Linked DNA regions of Homo sapiens: region 2 is linked to region 1. A link is an interaction called in ENCODE POLR2A ChIA-PET data of the cell type or tissue named here. Cell type or tissue: Panc1. All regions are shown on one strand. Each heading gives the region's core, and the rest is flanking DNA. Links, peaks and the distances in the headings are about the cores only.

Region 1 (10,592 bases), core at 1,804-6,803:
GTAATCCCAGAACTATGGGAGGCAGAGGTGGGCGAATCACCAGACTTCAGGAGTTTAAGAGCAGTCTGGCCATCATGGTGAAACCCCGTCTCTACTAAAAATACAAAACTTAGCTGAACATGGTGGCATGACCCTGTAATCCCAGTTACTTGGGAGGCTGAGGCAAGAGAATCTCTTGAACCTGGGAGGTGGAGGTTGCAGCGGGCCGAGATCACGCCATTGGACTCCAGCCTGGGCGACACAGTGAGACTCTGTCTCAAAAAAAAAAGCAAAAAAAAAAAAGCAGTGTCCTTAAATAGAATGACAAAGATTGGTGAGTGGCACCACTTTGTTGGGGGGGTGGGGAGGCTGAAATATGTTAAGCAAAAGGTGACACAATTTCAGATACTTGATTTTACCACGATCTTTATCCATGTGGCTACATGGCCGTCAAAAATACATACTTATTAGTAAAACTGGACCATTTCCTTCTGGAAGCTGATGTCTATTGGAGAATGCATCTATTATACTTATGTATTCAGAAACACTGCAGACTCTTTTCCAAGCAGATTTACATTGATCTGCCTTAATATTCTATACATTACTTTTTAGTCAAAACTATATTTCAACTGGCTTCTATCACTTCTCAACTAAGTGAAATTAGTTTTTTGGTCTTTTTTTTCCACCTGTATACCATTATCAACTAGCATAGTGTTCAATATAATAACGACTCAGTAAGAATTTATAGGATTAACTCACTAATTAAACTGACCAGCTGGGCGCGGTGGCTCAAGCCTGAATCCCAGCACTTTGGGAGGCAGATGCTGGTGAATCACTCGAGGCCAGGAGTTTGAAAGTAGCCTGGCCAACATGGTGAAACCCCGTCCCTACTAAAAATACAAAAATCAGCCAGCATGGTGCTGCGCACCTGTAGTCCCAGCTACTCGGGAGGCTGATGCAGGAGAATCGCTTGAACCTGGGAGGCAGAAGTTGCAGTGAGCCAAGATTGCGCCACTGCACTCCAGCCTCGGCAACAGAGCAAGACTCTGTCACAAAAAATAAAAATAAAAAATAAACTGAGCATTCATTATAGAATTCCAACTATAAAGTAGGCTCTTGATGGATAGTTGAAAATTAACTTATTAAGATGTTTACTTTTATGTGAGTGAATATTTGCATAGTATGTAGAACAGTTTAACTTTTATGTTACCTTTACTGTTATACAGATCACATCCTTTTGCATGCTATGGTCTAAAGAGAACTCTAATGTAAAATTATGTAAAACTCCATTGATGTTTTTATGTTTTTTTCATTTTGTTTTGTTTTTATTTTTTCAAGACAGGGTCTCACTCTGTTGCCTAGGCTAGATTGCAGGGGTGCGATCATAGCTCAACGCAGCCTCGATCTCCCCAGACTCAAGCAATCCTCCCACCTCAGTCTCCCAAGTAGCTAGGACCACAGGCGCATGCCACCACGCCTGGGTATTTTTTGTATTTTTTGTAGAGAGGGGGTTTTGCCATGGTGCCTAGCCTGGTCTTGAACTGAAGACTTGGTCTCAAGCTATCTTCCTGCCTTAGCCTCTCAAAGTGCTGGTCTTACAGCCATGAGCCACCACACCTGGCCTAATGTATGGTTTTTACAGAATTAGCTGGACATATTACTGTCTTATGTACCTTGAAACATGCTCTCTCTATGGTAAAACAATTGAGTTTGGAGATGACTTCCAGATATTCTTGACTTTTTTAATGCTCTTCTGCCCTGTTGAACTATCTTACTTTTTCATAAACTGTTCATTTATACAACAGGTGAAGTAACAGCTAGTAGAATTCTGCAGTAGAATATTTTTGTCCTACATATTTACAGATAGTGCCCAGATGGCAGATGAGTTACCATAGGCTAGAAACAAAGAAAGCAAAATAAAACAATGGTAGGCGAGGGGGAGAGACAAAAAAAGGAGAGTGAGAAAGAGGAGAAAGAGCAAAAGAGAGGAGGGAAGAGGAAGAAACAGAAAAGGAGGGGAGGAAAAGGGAGGAGAGGAGAGAGAGAGAGAAGAAAGAAAAAAAAGAGGACTGGGCCGGGCATGGTGGCTCATGAGGCTTATGACTATAATCCCAGCACTTTGGGAAGCCGAGGTGGGCTGATCACCTGAGGTCGGGAGTTTGAGAGCAGTCTGACCAGCATGGAGAAAACCTGTCTCTACTAAAAATACAAAATTAGCCGGGAGTGGTGGCACATGCCTGTAATCCCAGCTACTGGGGAGGCTGAGGCAGGAGAATCGCTTGAACCCGGGAGGCGGAGGTTGTGGTGAGCCAAGATTGCACCACTGCTCTCCAGCCTGGACAACAAGAGCAAAACTTTCTCTCAAAAAAAAAAAAAAAAAAAAAAAAGACTGTAAAGTATTTTCAGTTGAACTAGAGACAGTGTCTCCACTACAAACAAAGAAGGGCCGATCCAGTCCAACAGAATATAGGTTTCTTTTCTCCATCTCTTTTAAGGAAACTTTCAAATCGGCACAAAAATTAGAACTAGAGCTGAACAGCCATTTAGGGAGATGAGGGCATCTCATCTTGTTTATAAGAAATACCTGACCCAGAATTTCTCCTACATAGGCCAAGCCTCCACTTTGCCTTTGCCATTATTATTATTACTATTATTTGAGACAGAGTCTGGCTCTGTTGCCCAGGCTGGAGTGCAGTGGCACGATCTTGGCTCACTGCAAGCTCCGCCTCCCGGGTTCACGCCATTCTCCTGCCTCAGCCTCCCGAGTAGCTGGGACTACAGGTGCCCGCCACCACACCCAGCTAATTTTTTTGTATTTTTAGTAGAGTCGGGGTTTCACCATGTTAGCCAGGATGGTCTCGATCTCCTGACCTCCTGATCCACCATCCTCGGCCTCCCAAAGTGCTGGGATTCCAAGCGTGAGCCACTGCACCTGGTCGACATTCTTAAAAAAATGTGGAGATAACAACGTTCAGTAAGGGTATATGTTGAAAGTGAAGAAGTATTACTCTTGTTAGAATAAAATTGGTACGTGATTTAAGACGGGTGAATGTTCTCATGCACTCCAAGTTTCATACTACTGTATCAGAGGTATATGAAATTGATGACAGAGACCTGAAATATATGTACTTTTTAATGCTTTCATTTGTTAAATATCCTCTTGTTTTAGTTTCTTCTAAGAAATTTGTTGGGAAATAGGGATACAAATGTGAATAAGACAGTGTTTTGCCTTCCAAAGCTGTGGTTGAGTGGGGGAAATGCAGACTGCCAAACACACCAAGATTCATCTCGTATTAAATGGTATAGAAAGAGAAACAGGATGATATGAAAACACGTAGAACTGACATTTGTCATTCAGGATATCTGATTGACATTAATCACTTGAAAGGCTTTTGGAGGAAGAGCCACCTGAAATGCGTCCTAGGGACTAAGGAGGAATTAGCCAGGGAGGAGGAAGAGCTTTTAGGCTGAGATAAAATATGTGTAATAGGATCAAAAAGTGGAGATATTTCATCATGGCTGAGAATTAATGGTGACACGATTGGTATGTTATGTTAAAGAACATTTACTTAATGTTTTATAATGTGAATACTATTTAGTGCTGTAGTATATTTATATATGCATTTTAAAGCAATCAGTATTTCATAAGAGTAGATGTTTTCTGAAAGAGATTAAGAGCAGACATAGCAATATGAATTTGTTATTTGTGGTGATTAAGGTTACAAAAGGTTAGTGGCCTGAATGAGATAGCTTCTTATCAAATGGAAGAAGTGAAAATGGGGAAGGCAGTGAGAAAGAGAAATAAAGTATAACTCCAGATAAAGACTATCAAGAAGATAGATGGTAGCACCAGGACTGTCCAAAGTAGACGTGAAAACCCAGATGATGGTTTCTTTTTTAGGCATATTCAGCTTGATTGGTAAAAATATTTAATGTGTAATTGAATTAATATCTGTGGCACTTAGGAATGAGAATGAGGCTCATATTAATTTGAGTCACCAAAATACATGAGACAGTTTAAGCAATGGAAATGGATGGAGTCACGCAGTTAGAGATGCTGGAGTATTGAAATTATAAGGGGTGGCTCAAGAAGAGGAACTACTAACAGAGAACAAAATGGAGTGGCTGGAGAGATAAGAAGAAACCAGAAATAAGATATTATGAAGTGCAAAAACAGCATGTTCAAGGATAAGTAAAACAAGACTGCAGAGGATCTTTATTTAGGAATAAATCTGTTATTAGAAATATTGGCAAAAACATTTTCAGAGCAATGCTAGAAAAAATGGTGTAAAAACGAGTCTGGACTAATATTATTAATTGTAAAGAGAAATAAGGAAATAGCTGAGAATATATTGAGTTGAGGAGTGTTGTTTCATTTTCTTGTGTACTTTGCATAATATTTTTATGGTAAAAGTTACTTGTATATGTTTAAAAGCTATTGTAAAGGAGCCAGTAGAAAAGGATAGGATGAAGATACAGGAGAGAGAAGATCAACAGTAAGATCTAGGAGGTGAAGGCAGATACTAACGTATCCAGGGGACAAGATGCAGGATTTGTATCTCATTATCATGAGAGAGAAACAACAAAAGAAGAGTAAAACCTCAGATTCTCTGAGAGGTGGATTCATAAGGCTGTTTCTATACATCTTCTTAGTGTTGCTGTGCCTTGCTCCAATATGACTGTATAGAGAAAGCATAATGTTTTTGTTATGTTTTTTAACTACCATTATACTGATCTGCCTCCAGAGTCTATACACAGCTGTTATCTGAAAAATAAACTCAGTACCTAATCCTGTGAAAGCTTAGCCAGAATCACACAATTCCAACAATCCCTCCAGTTTTTCTTGTATAAAATTACTCAGGCCTCGTCATTGCTGACATGCTTCTGATTATAGATATCTAAATGAATTCCTGAAGGAGTATAAGGACTTTCTCTCCTGTGGCTGTCTCCCGCTGATCCTTTAGTCTAAGAAGTTTGTTCTTCGTCGGTCCATTCCTGCAATCAGTGTTGGCCTCTGATGCACAAGTCTGTGGTGAATGAATTCATAGAGTATTCTTTTTGTGCAAGCAATCTAGGAAGTACTCGGCATTTCTCTTTTGCTGATGGGGTTTCTTCTTAGTTCTTGCTGGCTGCCCATCTCCACCCTCTGCTGTGAGACCTTCCCTTAGAAGCCATAAAGCAGTTCTTTAGTCTCAAATCAGAGTCCACATCTCCTAACAACAGTGAGCAGCTTAGGTAAAGCTACATGACTTACATCCTGTTTATTTATTTATTTATTCATTATTCTTTCATCTATTTATTTTTTTCTTGGTCCGACCAAGTTTGCCAAATTGTTATGTGCCAGGTTAGTAAAGAAGTTTTTTTTTTTTTTTTCTTTCAGAACCCAGCAATAGATTGAAGTCCTTTTGCTTTGCAATAAATGTTATCCTCACTTGTTTAACACATCTTCCCACTAAGGAGCTTCAAAGACCCAAAGAAAGTGAGCAGATTTATTTTCCCCTCATTCTCTCTGTTCCCTATTGTAACTATCCTCCAGGGCTAGAAAAGGAGCAAGACTAGGTTTACTAAATCCTCCCCTCTAATTCTATCTAAGCCTTAATTAAGTGAGCTGAGATATCCTTTTCATCCTGTGAATAAACTCTAGGAAATGGCTCCTCTGGCCTTGAGCTGGATATGAGAAACAAGAAAAGCAAAAGGAATTAGCTAATCTTTTCTACTGCCTTGCCAAGAGATCTAGTACCAGCCTTCTCCCTGACTGGATAGATGTTGGAATGACATACAGTTTAATAAAGAAATTAATACCAGCCTTCTCCCTGACTGGATAGATGTTGCAATGACATACAGTTTAATAAAGAAATTAATACACGACAGGTTTTGAAGGAGACATTCCAAGAAAGAAGAACGTATTACCCTATTGATTGAGGTGAATATTCAAAGCCAGCAATAACCAGGAGCATGGGTGAAGTATAAGCCGCAACAGGCATCCCATCAGCCTGTCAACAGAAAGTTCAGGGCACAGCAACACTGAAGACACAAGGACCAACAATGGCATAAGCCATATCTTCAACAGAAAATCAGGTGCAACAGACTGATAACAGAGTGTCATGGCCTTGAGAATAAACCCTATCTAGTTCGTTTCCTGAAGAGAAAGGAGAGTGAGGCAACCAACTGGAAGAGGTGGTAGGATCAGCAGCCCAGCATGATGAGTAAGCATGTCTTGAGAATTTTCAAAACATTTACAAAATGGTTCTTAGCCTTGACTACACCTTAGTGCCACCTTGGAGCACTTTCAATGATCCAGGTGCCCAGGCAGTGCCCTATGACATCAGAATCTCTGGTTATAAGACTCATAGTTTTAAAACTCCCTAGGTGATTCCAATGTACAGCCAAGTTTGAGAACCACTGCACCAGAGGAAGAAAGCTAAACAGAGACTGGAAATTCTGCTTTTATGAAATTGAGGGCTATTATACTATCATAATCTCTTTTTAACGTGGACACAATTTTTTTACAAACTATAAGATATTATACTATGGTTATTATTTCTCTAAAGTTTATGTGTAAGAGGTATAAGGGGCTTTTGCTTAGGTTGTCCAGTATTTCTCCAGACCTGTGGATCTCTTTCATATTATTTTCCAGACTACTCCAGTGAGGATAGAGAAATGAGAAAATTTTGGCTAAAAAATAACAAAAATGGATCTGAAAAATTAAATTACAAGCTAGAGGCTACATGGATCTTAAAAGAGTTGTTGGTGTTTTGTTTTGTTTTTGTAGAACTCACAACTAAACTTTTCACCTCCATCAATTAAAAGAAAAAAAATCTCTTTCCATTTGCAAACAACCAAAGCTCTAAGCTCTGGGTTTATGAAAATTGAATTATGTGTAATACTGTTCCAGCTATCAATTAGACAAGAAGTCATCATTAAGAAGTTCTGCGAAAAAAAATCACTCACATTTGCAAATCAACCGAGTATTTCATTGCAAACGTAAATGGGAAAGTGTTTGCTTAATTAATGTTTTCTCCAAGGGAACTAGAAAACTCTATTATCTGATTTTCAACACAGGCCCAAGCATTGTTTATCATTGTATACTGTCCCTTTAAAAATGGCATTTTTCTAATGCTAAAATGATGTTAGCTTGTGTATTAATTCAGATATTTCACTGGTGATGTCAGCCTGACAGCATGCATGGTGAGAAAGCATTACACACTGCCTAATGGGAATGTAATCCTGGAGGAGATAGATAGACATAAATTGCACTTTTGGGTCCATGACAACCATCACTAGGAAAATGGATATTATTAACAAATTTTGGAAAGGTTAGTAAGCCTTGTGTGTGTAAGAATATTTAAAAGACATGATAAAACGCAGGTACTGGATACAAAATAAGAGATGCAAAGAACAGGGAAGACCTTTGGTAGAGTGTATTGGCAAGCAAGCATCTGGTTTTAACATCCAGGGATAATATTTTGCAACAGATCACAGTAAAACATATAAAACCTTTAAAGCCTCCCAACAAAATCTTTCAGACTTTTCTGCCAACTCCCACTCAGAATTACAGAGTATTTTGACCTAGATGGGATTTTTAGATATCAGGAAATATTATATTGGAATAATACCTACTCTCCTTCAGTTGCACTTTTGCCAGTTACTTGCTATCAGATATTGGACAAATTATTTAAACTATCTGACTGCACTAAGGTTGTGACGATTAAACAAATAACATGTCTTACTCATAGATGATGCTCCAGAAATGTTAGTTGAGTAATTCACAGATTAAGATTTGAGTGACTACTTTTTGGCAACACAACTAGCCATTGGCAGAACTGGGACCAGAACCACAGACTTCTGGCTCCTTTAAAATATTTTCAGTTTTCCTCCTCTCTTCTAAAAATCAGAGGCAATGTTATGATTCTTAAGGTTTCTTAGAATTTGTCACAAGACTCCCAAACTCTTTGGAAGGAAAGAGACCACTAAGTGACTTTTACATAAGATGCCTGCTGATACCAGTATAGATAATTCTCAAATTCTTTAAAATTAGAGCTTTGAAGTCATGAAGGAATATTTTGAATCCTTAACCAATGTGGTTTTAATTTTGAATTTTTCCCCACATAACCCTTCTCCTCATTTCAGGGAGACATAGTATTTTAGTTTCACTGCCTCAAGAAAGGAAAGATACAGCAAAAAAGAAAAGAAATAAATAAAACAATGAGAAATAAGTAAGGACTCATGTTGTGGATTTCAAAATCTACTTTTGAATTCAAGGGAGCCCCAACTACCTTAAGACAAAAGACTTAAATTGCATGGTAAGGGTTTTTTTCAGCATTAAGAGTTAAATTCCTGACTTAAAATAACTAACAGAGAAAAATACATAACTTTAGAATTAATTTTCCTTACCTGGTAAATCTCGATAAAGCACCACAGAAGTTACAAGATACAGTAAGAAAAGAAAGATAGCCATGGACCAGTGTCCTCTTGAATTAGAGATTATTCTGACTGCACTCCTGGGTAGAGTGACAGAGCATCCAGCTTTCTGATTGGAATACTTTAAACATTTAGAACACTCCCAAAACCATGACCCTGTGAATACATAGTGATGTTTACGTGAGTTATTTGGCTGATGGACACGAGGCCCAGAGGCCCTGTAAACCTCAATAGGTTCTAGGAGTGAGCAGACAAGTCATTTTATACCACATGTATTGCACATGAGTGGCACAGTCGGGACTTAGAGAACCAGCAGTCTGCAGAGGGAGGGATGAGGAAGCCGCTGTGGAATGCGTCACATTACCTTCCAAATATAATACAATAGCTTCAGCTTGTGCTGATGTGGAGGCTTATATGGAAGGAGTAGACAGCAGGAGAGCCTGCCGAGCACAGAGATTCCAAGCTGAAGTTCCAGAGTTCCAGTATTGCGTTCAAACTCCAGCTCTGTTTCTTAAGTGCTGCATAAACCTGGCCCAGTTTTTAAACTCTGTGCATCAGTTTTCCTATCTATAAAATGCACATTGTAATAATAGTACTTACTTCACGGGCTGTTATGAAGGCTGGGTGAATTCAGATATGTAAAGGACCTAGCATAGGGTTATATGAGTGTTTCATATATGTTAGCTATTTTTATTCTTAATGGTCATCTCAGCAGATGCTAGCTATGGATAGATGTAATGCAAGGACTAGATTCTTGCAGCTTGCTTTTACCACGTTCCATTAGACTGCTTTTATTCCCTTACATTTAGAATCTATGCCACAGTGGGGCAGTGGGGATAGGAATAGGAAGGAGCCCTAAGCTTACTAAAATAGGAAAAATTTGAAGGGACCCTATCTGCTAAGGTTCAGTTTTCTGCTATGAGGTACAATTATAAATTAAATTCAGTGTATACAAACACACACACACACACACACATACACACATACACTTTCATTTCATAAACATCTAAGTAATCTAAGTGTATGGTCTATGAAATTCATACCATCCAAAACTGAAAGTTTTTAACTGAAAATTCCTCTTAAGTATGACAGGAAGACGTTTATATCAATCGGTAACAAATGTCTTCCTGTCATACTTAAAAGGAATTTTAGGCATCTGATTACACACACACAGACACACAGACACACACACACACACACACACACACACACACACACACTTATAAATTTGCAATTTGGCCAGGCACGGTGGCTCACGCCTGTAACCCCAGCACTTTGGGAGACCAAGGCAGGTGGATCACTTCAGGTCTGGAGTTCGTGACTAGCCTGGCCAACATGGCGAAACCCCATCTCTACTAAAAATACAAAAATTAGCTGGACGTGGTGGCTCGCAACTGTAGTCCTAGCTACTCGGGAGGCTGAGGTAGGAGAATCGCTTGAACCTGAGGGGCGGAGGTTGCAGTGAGCCAAGATTGCACCACTGGACTCCAGCCTGGCAACAGAGTGAGACTTTGTCTCAAAAAAAAAAAGAAAAAAAATTTACAATTTGATGTTTTTATAGCAAAGATAATTAAGTATTTTGCTAAGTAATTAAATAATAAAGTAGTAGTATAGATTTGGAGCCAGGATTTTCTCAATATTATTGTTTATAAAATAATCTGTTTCATAACCATTTTAATGGACTAGCAGTTAATAGTAAATGACCATTGTCTGTCCATTGGTAACTCAACAGAGAGTAAGGTCACATTTGATTTATCTTGCCATGAATTTTATCATTACTTTTGATTCTGATTAAATAAAAGCAAAAGAATACTAATGGACAAGAAATTGAAATGTGTTAATCCAGAAAGACTATACACAGAAATATCAGAAATTAGTTATGTTTTGCTAAGCATGCTTACCATTTTAAGAATCTAATATTTTAACTGGAAAAGTCCTGAGACTTTCAGACTAAATAAAGCAGTATAGAAAATGTCAAGTTGCCTTTATTCTTTATGAGTGGAAAGTGTGAGTGCATCTATTCATTTGTGTGTCTAACAGCAATTCTGTGAACACCTTAACTACAAAGACAGATGTCAGTGCTTGAAAGCTTGGCTTTGAGACTATGAAGATTATTGCTTTCTGAGGCATTCAAAGTGGAAAAGAAATTATGTTCACCAAAACTCAGAAAATGAAGCCATTTTAAAGAAAGG
Region 2 (10,592 bases), core at 3,138-8,137, 180 kb before region 1:
TTTTGTTTTGAGATGGAGTTTTGCTCTTATTGCCCAGGCTAGAGTGCAGTGGTGCAATCTCGGCTCACTGCAACCTCCACCTTCCAGTTTCAAGTGATTCTCCTGCCTCAGCCTCCTAAATTGCTGGGATTACAGGTGCCCGCCACCATGCCCAGTTAATTTTTTTTGTATTTTTAGTAGAGACAGGGTTTCACTCCTGTCTCATGGTCAGCCTGACCATGTTGGTCAGGCTGGTCTAGAACTGCTGACCTCGTGATCCACCCGCCTTGGCCTCCCAAAGTGCTGGGACCACCGGTGTGAGCCACCGTGCCCGGCCTGCAATTTGGTAGTTTTTTTTTTTATAAAAATAAAGCAAATTAGAAGCAAATGTTTTTTAAAAACCAAATCATTGTTATTAAATTATTGATAAGTAATAGATCATTATTCCTCTGAGCTCTTGTGGGAAATTCACACTTTTTGGTATTCAGAATTACAATAAATCCAGAAATAGAAATGGAGAGTTATTTCTGTGATTAGGATTTTTAACACTTCATGGTGTGGCTATTTTTTTGGAAAGGATCTTTTAGAAAGATAATCACAACAAAATGTATAAAATAGATCAAGTTATTTTAAATTTTGTTCACTAACTTTTTTTTTTTTTTTTTTTTGAGACAGAGTCTTGCTCTGCCACCCAGGCTGGAGTGCAGTGGCACGATCTCGGCTCACTGCAACCTCTGAGACCTCAGCTCACTGCAACCTCCACCTCTAGGGTTCAAGCGATTCTCCTGTCTCAGCCTCTCGAGTAGCTGGGATTACAGGCACCTGCCACCACGCCCAGCTAATTTTTGTGTGTGTGTTTTTGTTTTTGTTTTGTTTTGTTTTGTTTTGAGACGGAGTCTTGCTCTGTTGCCCAGGCTGGAGTGCAGTGGCGTGATCTTGGCTCACTGCAAGCTCCGCCTCCCGGGTTCAGGCCATTCTCCTGCCTCAGCCTCCTGAGTAGCTGGGACTACAGGCACCTGCCACCATGCCCAGCTAATTTTTTTTTGTATTTTTAGTAGAGACGGGGTTTCACCATGTTAGCCAGGATGGTCTTGATCTCCTGACCTTATGATCCACCCGCCTCACCTCCCAAAGTGCTGGGATTACAGGCGTGAGCCACCGCGCCCGGCCACTCAAAACTATTTCTTTTAAATCTACGTTTAGAAATTGAATTTCACTTTTCTCATGACATTGGTGAGCATCAACATGTACAGGGTTTTCCCAGTGAGGTTTCTGATTTCTTTGGTATATGTCTCAGAACCAAATAAAATAAACTCCCTATTTTGCTCTTATATGTTGTGAGGACTTGGAAAGACAGAGAAAATAAGTACAATATATTATTCAGTAACTTCCAGTAATAGGTAACAAAACTCATACTCAAAATATTGTGTATTTAAATAAATCGCCACTGACTACAATAATAATTTATATCCTAAATTAATGAGTTCTGTTTGTGTAGGATTCCAAATGCTACTACTTTTATTTATTTATTTATTTGAGACAGAGTTTCACTCTTGTTGTCCAGGCTGGAGTGCAATGAGGCAATCTTGGCTCACCACAACCTCTGCCTCCCAGGTTCGAGCAATTCTCCTGCCTCAGCCTCCCTAGTAGCTCATGCACCACCACGCCCGGCTAATTTTGTATTTTTAGTAGAGATGGGGTTTCTCCATATTGGTCAGGCTGGTCTCAAACTCCCGACCTCAGGTGATCCGCCCGCCTCAGCCTCCCAAAGTGCTGGGATTACAGGCGCGAGCCACTGTGCCTGGCCCCAGAATGCTACTAGTTTTAAGTGATGCCAAAATATTTGCATAAAAGAAAAAACTCAATCATCCATTTATTTTCAAATATTCAGATGTTATTCACATCAAACATCCAGATGTGTTATGAAATTTATTTTTTCTTTGATTTATACTAGATAGCTATGTCTGAATGCAACTAATTAGATCCATATACTTCTAATTTAATAAATAAAATGTAAAAAGATTCGTATGTGGAATAGAAGAATGCATTTGAAAGCTTGCAGTAATGCAGATACAGGATCTATTAATACAATCACCATTTTAGAGCTCATTTTGTAAATATAATTTCAATCATATGGCTTCAATCAATTAAAATACTTTGACTTGGATCCTATTAATGTCTATTTGAAGATATAAAATAATAGCTATGCATTGTTCTAACGTAATCCTCAATTCATGAACATGTGTTACACACATTACATCCTTATTAATGGTAACATAGATCAAAAAGGTTGTATTTATAAATTAAAACACATTTTAGTTCATTCAAAGTATATTTTGCTTATACTGACATGACTAAAAACTACAGCATGTATGCAAAAGCATATGTAATCAAATTCACAGATTCTTCGTGCTCATTCATGTTATTCTCTTTAGCACTCTGTCTGTTGAAAATGAAATAACTGGCCAGGCATGGTGGCTCATGCTTGTAATCCCAGCAGTCTGGGAGGCCAAGATGGGCGGATCACGAGCTCAGGAGATCAAGACCATCCTGGTTAACATAGTGAAACCCTGTCTCTACTAAAAATACAAAAAATTAGCCAGGTGTTGTGGCATGCTCCTGTGGTCCCAGCTACTTGGGAGGCTGAGGCAGGAGAATCGCTTGAACGCAAGAGGCGGAGGTTGCAGTGAGTGGAGATCGTGCCACTGCACTCCAGCCTGGATGACACAGCAAGACTCTGACTCAAAAAGAAAAAAAAAAAAGAAATAACTAAATATTTAAGTGATCAAAATGCAAACAAAGATCTAACTAGGAACTAAAATAATTTCCAGCCCAATATTTTAACCTTTAGCTTACCTTCTTAAGATTTGGACACACCTAACTATGTGTCCTTCTAGATTAGCAAAATATGGAATATAAGTGTTCTTGATAGATGGATGCAGGATATATCTACCTAACATTAGTAAAAACAGATTTGAAAGAGAAACTTTTACATTTGCCATAAGATTACAGAAATGATAAAACAATGGCTTTTAATTTACAGTGTCTGAGCTTTAAAAGATGAAGGATTAAACTTTAGGCATAATTTTTATCAAATCAGCTTTTTCTGTCCAAACCATCTTTATGCTCTATTTGGAATTAAAGAATGGGCCAAATATATTTTTTTCTTGGAAGTAACATGATAATTCTCCAAAGAATCTGGTCACTATCTAAAAGCTTGCCTGGCTTTTATTTATTAAAATATTTTGTACTTGCAATTAACCTGCTCATTCTCAAATATAGACCTTCTCCATCACCAAACCCTTTAACACCAGAGCTCCAGGCAGATTGATAATGAACATTACACTGCTTCACTGCTTTCCTTTTGTATTTTTCTTAATATGGTTGAACTTAAATTATATAACAAGTGAATGTTCAATTTTCATAGTTTTCAATGTCTGGTTATATGTTCTTCAGCATTATAAATTAAGTAAACCAGAGAAATAAAGACAGAAGTACTCAAATGAGTGAATTCAAATTTCTATTAATATCTGATAAAATGTTTATTGGAAAATAGTGTTAAAATCTATAGGTAAATTAAGATTTGCATATCTTTCATTGTATTCATGATTACTATTAATTATGCAGACAAGGGTGGCTTTTGGTAGTGACAAGCTAATTGCAGTTCTTGGAACCAGGTAGATTATTTGGCTCCATTCAGAAATTATATGACGTGTTAATGATTGTCTTCACTGATTTTTCTTCTTAAATGCCCACAGGTAACCAACCAAATAAAATAATTCCAGAGAATAGTACCAACAGGTAGGATAATTTATTCATTTATTAATTCAACTATTTACTGATTACCTACTGTGTGCAAAGCATAGTTCTAGAAATGTAGAAATAAACTAAAACAAACAACAAACTATTTCTTGACTCCTATGACCTAGTGGTGAGGGATAGACAATAGACAGAATAACATTATACTGTATTAGAAAATTCATATTAATATGAAGAATAGAAGGTATGCAAGGTGATAGGAAATATTGAGGCATGTTGCAGTATTATATAAGGTAGCAAGAAGGCCTCTCTATGGATGACATTTCAGGAAACATTTGAAGTAAATTTTCGCATGATTCATTTAGGTATCTAGTCTGGGAGCAGCATCGTGGACAGAGTGGGACAGGATTCAGATACAGGGGCTCTGAGTGGGGAGCTCCTGTCATGTATGAGAGACATGATGGAGTCCTACGTGGCAAGATCAGAGGGAGAAAGAAGAGAGCAACAGAGATGTGGTCAGAAAGGCAATGGTTGGGGGCAGATTAAATAAAGTCCAGATTACTTAATGGTTTGAATTTTTTTTTTTTTTTTTTTGAGACGGAGTCTTGCTGTGTTGCCCAGGCTGGAGTGCAGTGGTGCGATCTCGGCTCACTGCAAGCTCCGCCTCCTAGGTTCATGCCATTCTCCTGCCTCAGCCTCCCAAGTGGCTGGGACTACAGGCGCCCACCACCACGCCCGGCGAATTTTTTGTATTTTTAGTAGAGATGGGGTTTCACCATGTTAGCCAGGATGGTCTCGATCTCCTGACCTCATGATCCGCCCGCCTCGGTCTCCCAAAGTGCTGGGATTACAAGCGTGAGCCACCACGCCCGGCTAATGGTTTTCAAAAGTTCTCTATGAAGTTTATTCATAGTAAAGTTAGTGATTTTAAAACTGAATTATATTCAATAAGAATTAATGCTTCAGCATGAATTTGGAAAATGAGTATTACTTATATTCTTTTCAGGTTAATGGAAATTCCAGGCAAGGGAATACTATAGTGCGCTGTCCCTGTCCTTGCCTTATGAAAAGGTATATTGATGGCTGGGCGCGGTGGCCTCACGCCTGTAATCCCAGCACTTTGGGAGGCCAGGCGGGCAGATCACCTGAGGTAAGGAATTCGAGACCAGCCTGGCTAACATGGTGAAACCCCATCTCTACTAAAAAAAACAAAATTAGTTTGGCATGGTGGCACACGCCTGTAATCCCAGCTACTTGGGAGGCTGAGGCAGGAGAAACGCCTGAACCCGGGAGGCAGAGGCTGCAGTGAGCCGAGACCACGCCATTGCACTCCAGCCTGGGCAACGGAGTGAGACTACATTTCAAAAAAAAAAAAAAAAAAAGGAAAAGTATATTGGCAATTTGGGTGAAAGCATGGAAATAATATTTATCATATCTCAAGTTTAAATAAAGCAAGAAATGGCTAATATAAAACACTAAGCTCAAATAACTAGAACCAAACTTAGAAAAATAAATACAACTGTATTTCATTTCAAAATAACAAATTACATAATTTAGGAAATTTCTATTGATAAGAAATCCAGTAACATTAGAAAAATAACATTCAGATCATGAGACGTAACTGTCTCTCGTACTTCTCTTGTCGCATCATCGGGTGTATTGTGTTTTATTCTTGGAAACACATTTTAAGAGGACACTAATAAACTGCATTATGCCAAGTAGAAGATACAATGGAAATTCAGGATGATAAGGGATCAGGAAACAATTTTATAAATTATGCAACATATTAAATATAACTCCAAGATTTTACCCTTGTACTCCAACCCCTACTGATAGTCTATTGTCAACACTGCAGCAGAGCTCATCTCTTAAAAATATGTCACAAAATGTCTCTTCTCCTCTTAAAACTCTACAGTAGCTCCACAAAGTCCTTACAAGTGTCTGCAAAGCTGCATATAACCCTTCCTCCATCACCCCTCTTAGCTTGTTGGCTTCTACAATCTTCCTGTTTGCTCACTCTGCTCGGGTCACTGTGGCTGCTTTGCCGCTTTGCGTAAGGTTGTTCTTTCCACCTGGAACACTCTTCCCCAGTCACACGGCTAATCTCCCTCATTCTTTCAAGCCCTTGTTCGAATATCACTCCAAAGAAACCTACTCAGGGCACTCTATGAAACTTGCAAGCCATCCTTTTTCCTGAATCCCCATTCCTTCACCTGGCATTCGTTTCCACAGGACTTACCGATATTTAAAAATTATTTAAATATTTCACTTATTGACTATGGTTGTTGTTATGTTTGATTTGTTTGTTTTCAGCTATCTCTCTTTGCTAAAATGAAAGCTCCATAGGCGCAAGGGTCCTCTTTTTGTTCATGGATCTGTCCTGAATTCTCAAAATGAAATAGGAAATGTAGTAAGATGTCAATAAATACTTTTAAAGTGTCGTTCTTTCAACAAAAAAAAGACAAAGCCTTATGATGTTAGAAGTCCCTTAATAAAAACTGTAGTAGATTTAAACTTTCACTGTATAGTATAGTATAGACCAATAAAGCAATAACAATACAATGATGAAAATGTTTGCCACAGTATCCAGGTTAGTAGCCACTAGTCACATACGGTTCTTGAGCACTTGAAATGTAGCTGGTATGGCTGAAGAACTGAATTGTTTATTTAAGTTTAATTAAAATTTACATTTATATAGCCACATAGGCTAGTGGTAACCTCATAGGAAAATGTAGCTCTAGAAAGCATAAACTAAAGCCACTGAGTAAAGGTTAATGTGAAATCGTTTTGTTGAATTAAGGAAGAACATCCCAATCAGAGTTATCCAAAAATGGAATGGGCTGTCTCACAAATAGAATGAGCTCTACCTCAACAAAGTAGTTTCAACAGTGGCTAGAGGGTTACAGAATTGTTACTGCAGAGATATATGCCCAGGTAGGTTTTTTTGTTTGTTTTTGTTTTTTTGTTTTGTTTTATGAGACGGAGTCTTGCTCAGTTGCCCAGGCTGGAGTGCAGTGGCCTGATCTTGGCTCACTGCAAGCTCCGCCTCCTGGGTTCACACCATTCTCCTGCCTCAGCTTCCCAAGTGGCTGGGACTACAGGCACCTGCCACCATGCCCGGCTAATTTTTTTTTTGTATTTTTAGTAGAGACGGGGTTTCACCATGTTAGCCAGGATGGTCTCGATCTCCTGATCTCGTGATCCACTCGCCTTGGCCTCCCAAAGTGCTGGGATTACAGACGTGAGCCACCGTGCCTCGCCATGCCCAGGTAGGTTTGATGCACTACTAAGTTAATGTAATTTCCAAATTCAGTGCCCTATTATGCTTTTTAGAGCTGAAATCCATGTCTACTGAAATGTGTTTAGTAATCCTATAATGGAAGAAAATACAGTATTCCAAAAGTAATAAGTAGTATACTTATTTATACTTATCACTTTAAACAATTTTTTCTTTAAATTCTGTTAGTGAAGGGCAATGGAGAATATATATACACACACACACACACACACACACACACACACATATAAAAGATAACAGAACAAAACAGTTGTTTTGTCATCACTTTTGGATATGAAGCCAGGCTCTTTAATGTAATATAAGGAGTGTGGACTTTAGAGTCATAGCGAGAGTCATGGAGGCTCCAGATACTCTGAGGAATTACCATTCTCTGATGGTTGAAGACTACTACATGTCCATCAGTGTCGGTCTTCTTTACTTTCATAGTAATAGAATTGTGTCTAGCTATGGCTGCCCACCCAGGAAAAACATGTCCCTAAGTCTCTGCAGTAGTCGTTGATATGGGACTAAGCTCTTGCCACTGCAGTACAAAACAGAAGTAATGTGTGCAACTTCTGCTTTGCTAATTTAAGAGGGAATCTTTAGCTCTAGCCATCTGTTCTTTGTCTCGTTCCACTGGCTAAAATGGCAATAATCAAAGAGACCTTGAATTTTTTTAACAATGTGAATATATTATTTGTTCAATAAGTTAAAAACACATCTATTACATTTTAATCTATATCGGGACTAGTTAATAACATAGAAAACATAAGGTGTTTCCCTCAAAGCAAAAAAAGTGTTTTAAGTATCTGATTTTCTCAAAATCAAAACTGTTGTGATTTCTTTCTCAACAATCTAATGTTAGATTTGCAATACAAAGTTTGGCAATAGTCCTGATACAGTGATGAACATGACAGGACAAACTTTATGATTGCTACTATGACTGGTGACTTTACTTTTTAATTTGAAAAGCTTCATATGCAAAAGGAAAAGTCTATTTAAAGCAATGGCAAAGGCACTGGTGGGCAGGTGCCTTTCTTTTTTTCCTATATGGTACTTAGTGTTTGATGACGACAAACACACTTAGATTTAAGACTGTAATTTTAGATGGCATTCAAAGGATATGAATCAGTTTCCTGATACAAACATGTAATTAAAATCAAACAATGAGAATTGTTAAACATGGCATTGCCCAACAGATTGTTTAATGATGGACTTCCTTTCCCCCCTAGTTGAAAGGTAAGGGTTCGTTGCAACTATTCAGTAGTCTAAATACAATTTGTGACTTAAAATATTTTTCAAAAAAAGTGTTCACCTTCTGTCTATATTTTCTCATGGGTGAATGTCAGGATTAATAGACATTTTATTTATTTATTATTTATTTATTTATTTTTTGAGATGGCGTCTTGCTCTTTCAACCAGGCTGGAGTGCAATGGCGCGGTCTCGGCTCACTGCAAACTCCACCTCCTGGGTTTAAGTGATTCTGCTGCCTTAGCCTCCCGAGTAGCTGGAACTACAGGCATGTACCACCACACCTGGCTAATTTTTGTACTTTTAGTAGAGACGGGGTTTCACTATGTTGGCCAGGCTGGTCTTGAACTCCTGACCTCGTGATTCGCCTGCCTCAGCCTCCCAAAGTGCTGGGATTACAGGCGTGAGCCACCGTGCCCAGCCCAATAGGCATTTTATTAAGCAAAAGTGTTTTTGTTTGTTTGTTTGTTTTGTTTTGTTTTCCCACCAAAGTTTGCCAAAAGTCAAAGGTTAGCTGAAAAGACTCATTGTATTTCTGATATAATGAATTGTAATTAGGGTACCTAAAGTTTATCATAATAAATAGGACATTTAGTTTATAATATAAGCAGATGGAAAAGTTTACCCAACTTACCTAAAAAGATAGGGTTTTGTATTGTTGCCATTTTCTATTATTCTATTCTCCAAGTTTAACAAAAACACATTCAATTCCAGTACTCGTTAGAAGTTTTAGCAAGTTATTGAAATCATATATAATCAGGTCTGTTTACCCAGGAGAGTACTAAAATCCTGAAGATTTTCTCTTGGGTAAAATAGTCTATCATTTTAAAAGGATCTGAAAGAATTCCTAAAACATTTGACATGCATTAAGTTACAAGGTTATAAATGAATATATTCCAATATGCTAGTAGAACAAAAGTCAACTTTCTAAAACATATTCTTAAGGCAAATTCTACCAAACATACAGTGATTATAAAGATAAGGAGGCAGGTAGAAGAGAAAGATAATTATTTATATGTTTAATCTTTGTAAATAAATCAAGTCTATGCTATAAACCTCAAATCCTCCAAGAAAATGAACAAATGCATTCAGTTTCAAAATCACTTTAACTCATTTCTCCTAAAACTTCTCTAATTCAGTCACACCATAAACCACTCCTTAGTTTCCTACTTTAACATTTGCCTTCTGATACCACAAACTGAACTGCATAAATCAAGAAGGCAGAAATGGAGGAATATTGGAATATACATAATGATTATGCAATAAAAATGAGATTCAGGTTTTGGAATAATAGTCCAATCTATTTTAATTTTTTTGCTTTGGTTTTTAGAAGACTTTTTCCATAAACACAAAAGTAGATTTCTTTAGATTTGAGGCATTTTTAAACCTCTTTAGCTGAGTAGTCTCGGAATTTTTATATTTATCTTGTAAAAATATTAAGCAAGGGTGATTTCAGTTCCATCTCACTTTATATACTCTGAATAAAAATCTAGATGATGAAATAAATTAACAAACAAGACGGATTTGTATAGCCGGGTGCGGTGGCTCACGCTTGTAATCCTAGCACTTTGGGAGGCTGAGGCGTGTGGATTGCCTGACTTCAGGAATTCAAGACCAGCCTGGGCAACACAGTGAAACCCCGTCTCTACTAAAATACAAAAAAATTGGCCGGGCATGGTGGTTCACGCCTGTAATCACAGCAGTTTGGACTTTGGAAGGCCGAGGCGGGTGCATCCTGAGGTCTGGAGTTCGAGACCATCCTGGCCAACATGGTAAAACCCTGTCTTTACTAAAAAAAAAAAAAAAAAAAGAAGGATTTGTATATTGTGTTAATTGTGCAAAGTGTTTTTAACTTATAAAAGCAGATAATGGGTTTCCAGTTGAGAAAAGATGGTGTAAATTCATTTCTTTATGTTCTTCCATGCAAAGTGAAACTATAAACCCTGAAAATAACACCAGAGGCAGACAAAGGAGAATTTTGAAACATGTAATAAGGAAGACAGAATGACTAGAGAACTCAAGACTGGAAATTCAATATTTTAAGGTAGCTGAGTACCTTAAAACCCTTACCCAACAGAAAAAGATGATCTAAGCCCAAGCCAGTAACAGAAGGCAGTCCACCTAGATGAATTCCTCCACCTGAGTGTCCAATAGATCAACAGGTGCAAAACCAAGATGAAAAAAGGTGCTAGAATTATCTGACGAGGAATTTAAAGCAAGGATCACAAAAATGCTTCAACAAGCATTTTTGCTATTTTTTTATTACTAGGCATATTCTCCAAGTTGAACAAAAACACATTCAATTCCAGTACTCTTTAGAAGTTT

What was found. Peaks named below come from ENCODE experiments on the same cell type or tissue, not always from the same donor. Only the 100,000 strongest peaks of a DNase experiment are listed, where the experiment ranks them.
Region 2: POLR2A ChIA-PET joins it to region 1 with 5 read pairs; 2 of 35 experiments call an interaction of 5 or more read pairs at or near these places.

The regions. Positions count from the first base shown.
Region 1 is chr7:81,203,119-81,213,710 of GRCh38, forward strand. No RefSeq gene overlaps it. Among named protein-coding and RNA genes, the nearest start is that of SEMA3C, 290 kb to the left of the region's middle. In Panc1, for the core only: no CTCF peak of the experiment used is centred there; no DNase peak of the experiment used is centred there; H3K27ac peaks cover 1,174 bases.
Region 2 is chr7:81,017,416-81,028,007 of GRCh38, forward strand. No RefSeq gene overlaps it. Among named protein-coding and RNA genes, the nearest start is that of SEMA3C, 100 kb to the left of the region's middle. In Panc1, for the core only: no CTCF peak of the experiment used is centred there; a DNase peak (open chromatin) is centred at 8,027; H3K27ac peaks cover 1,370 bases.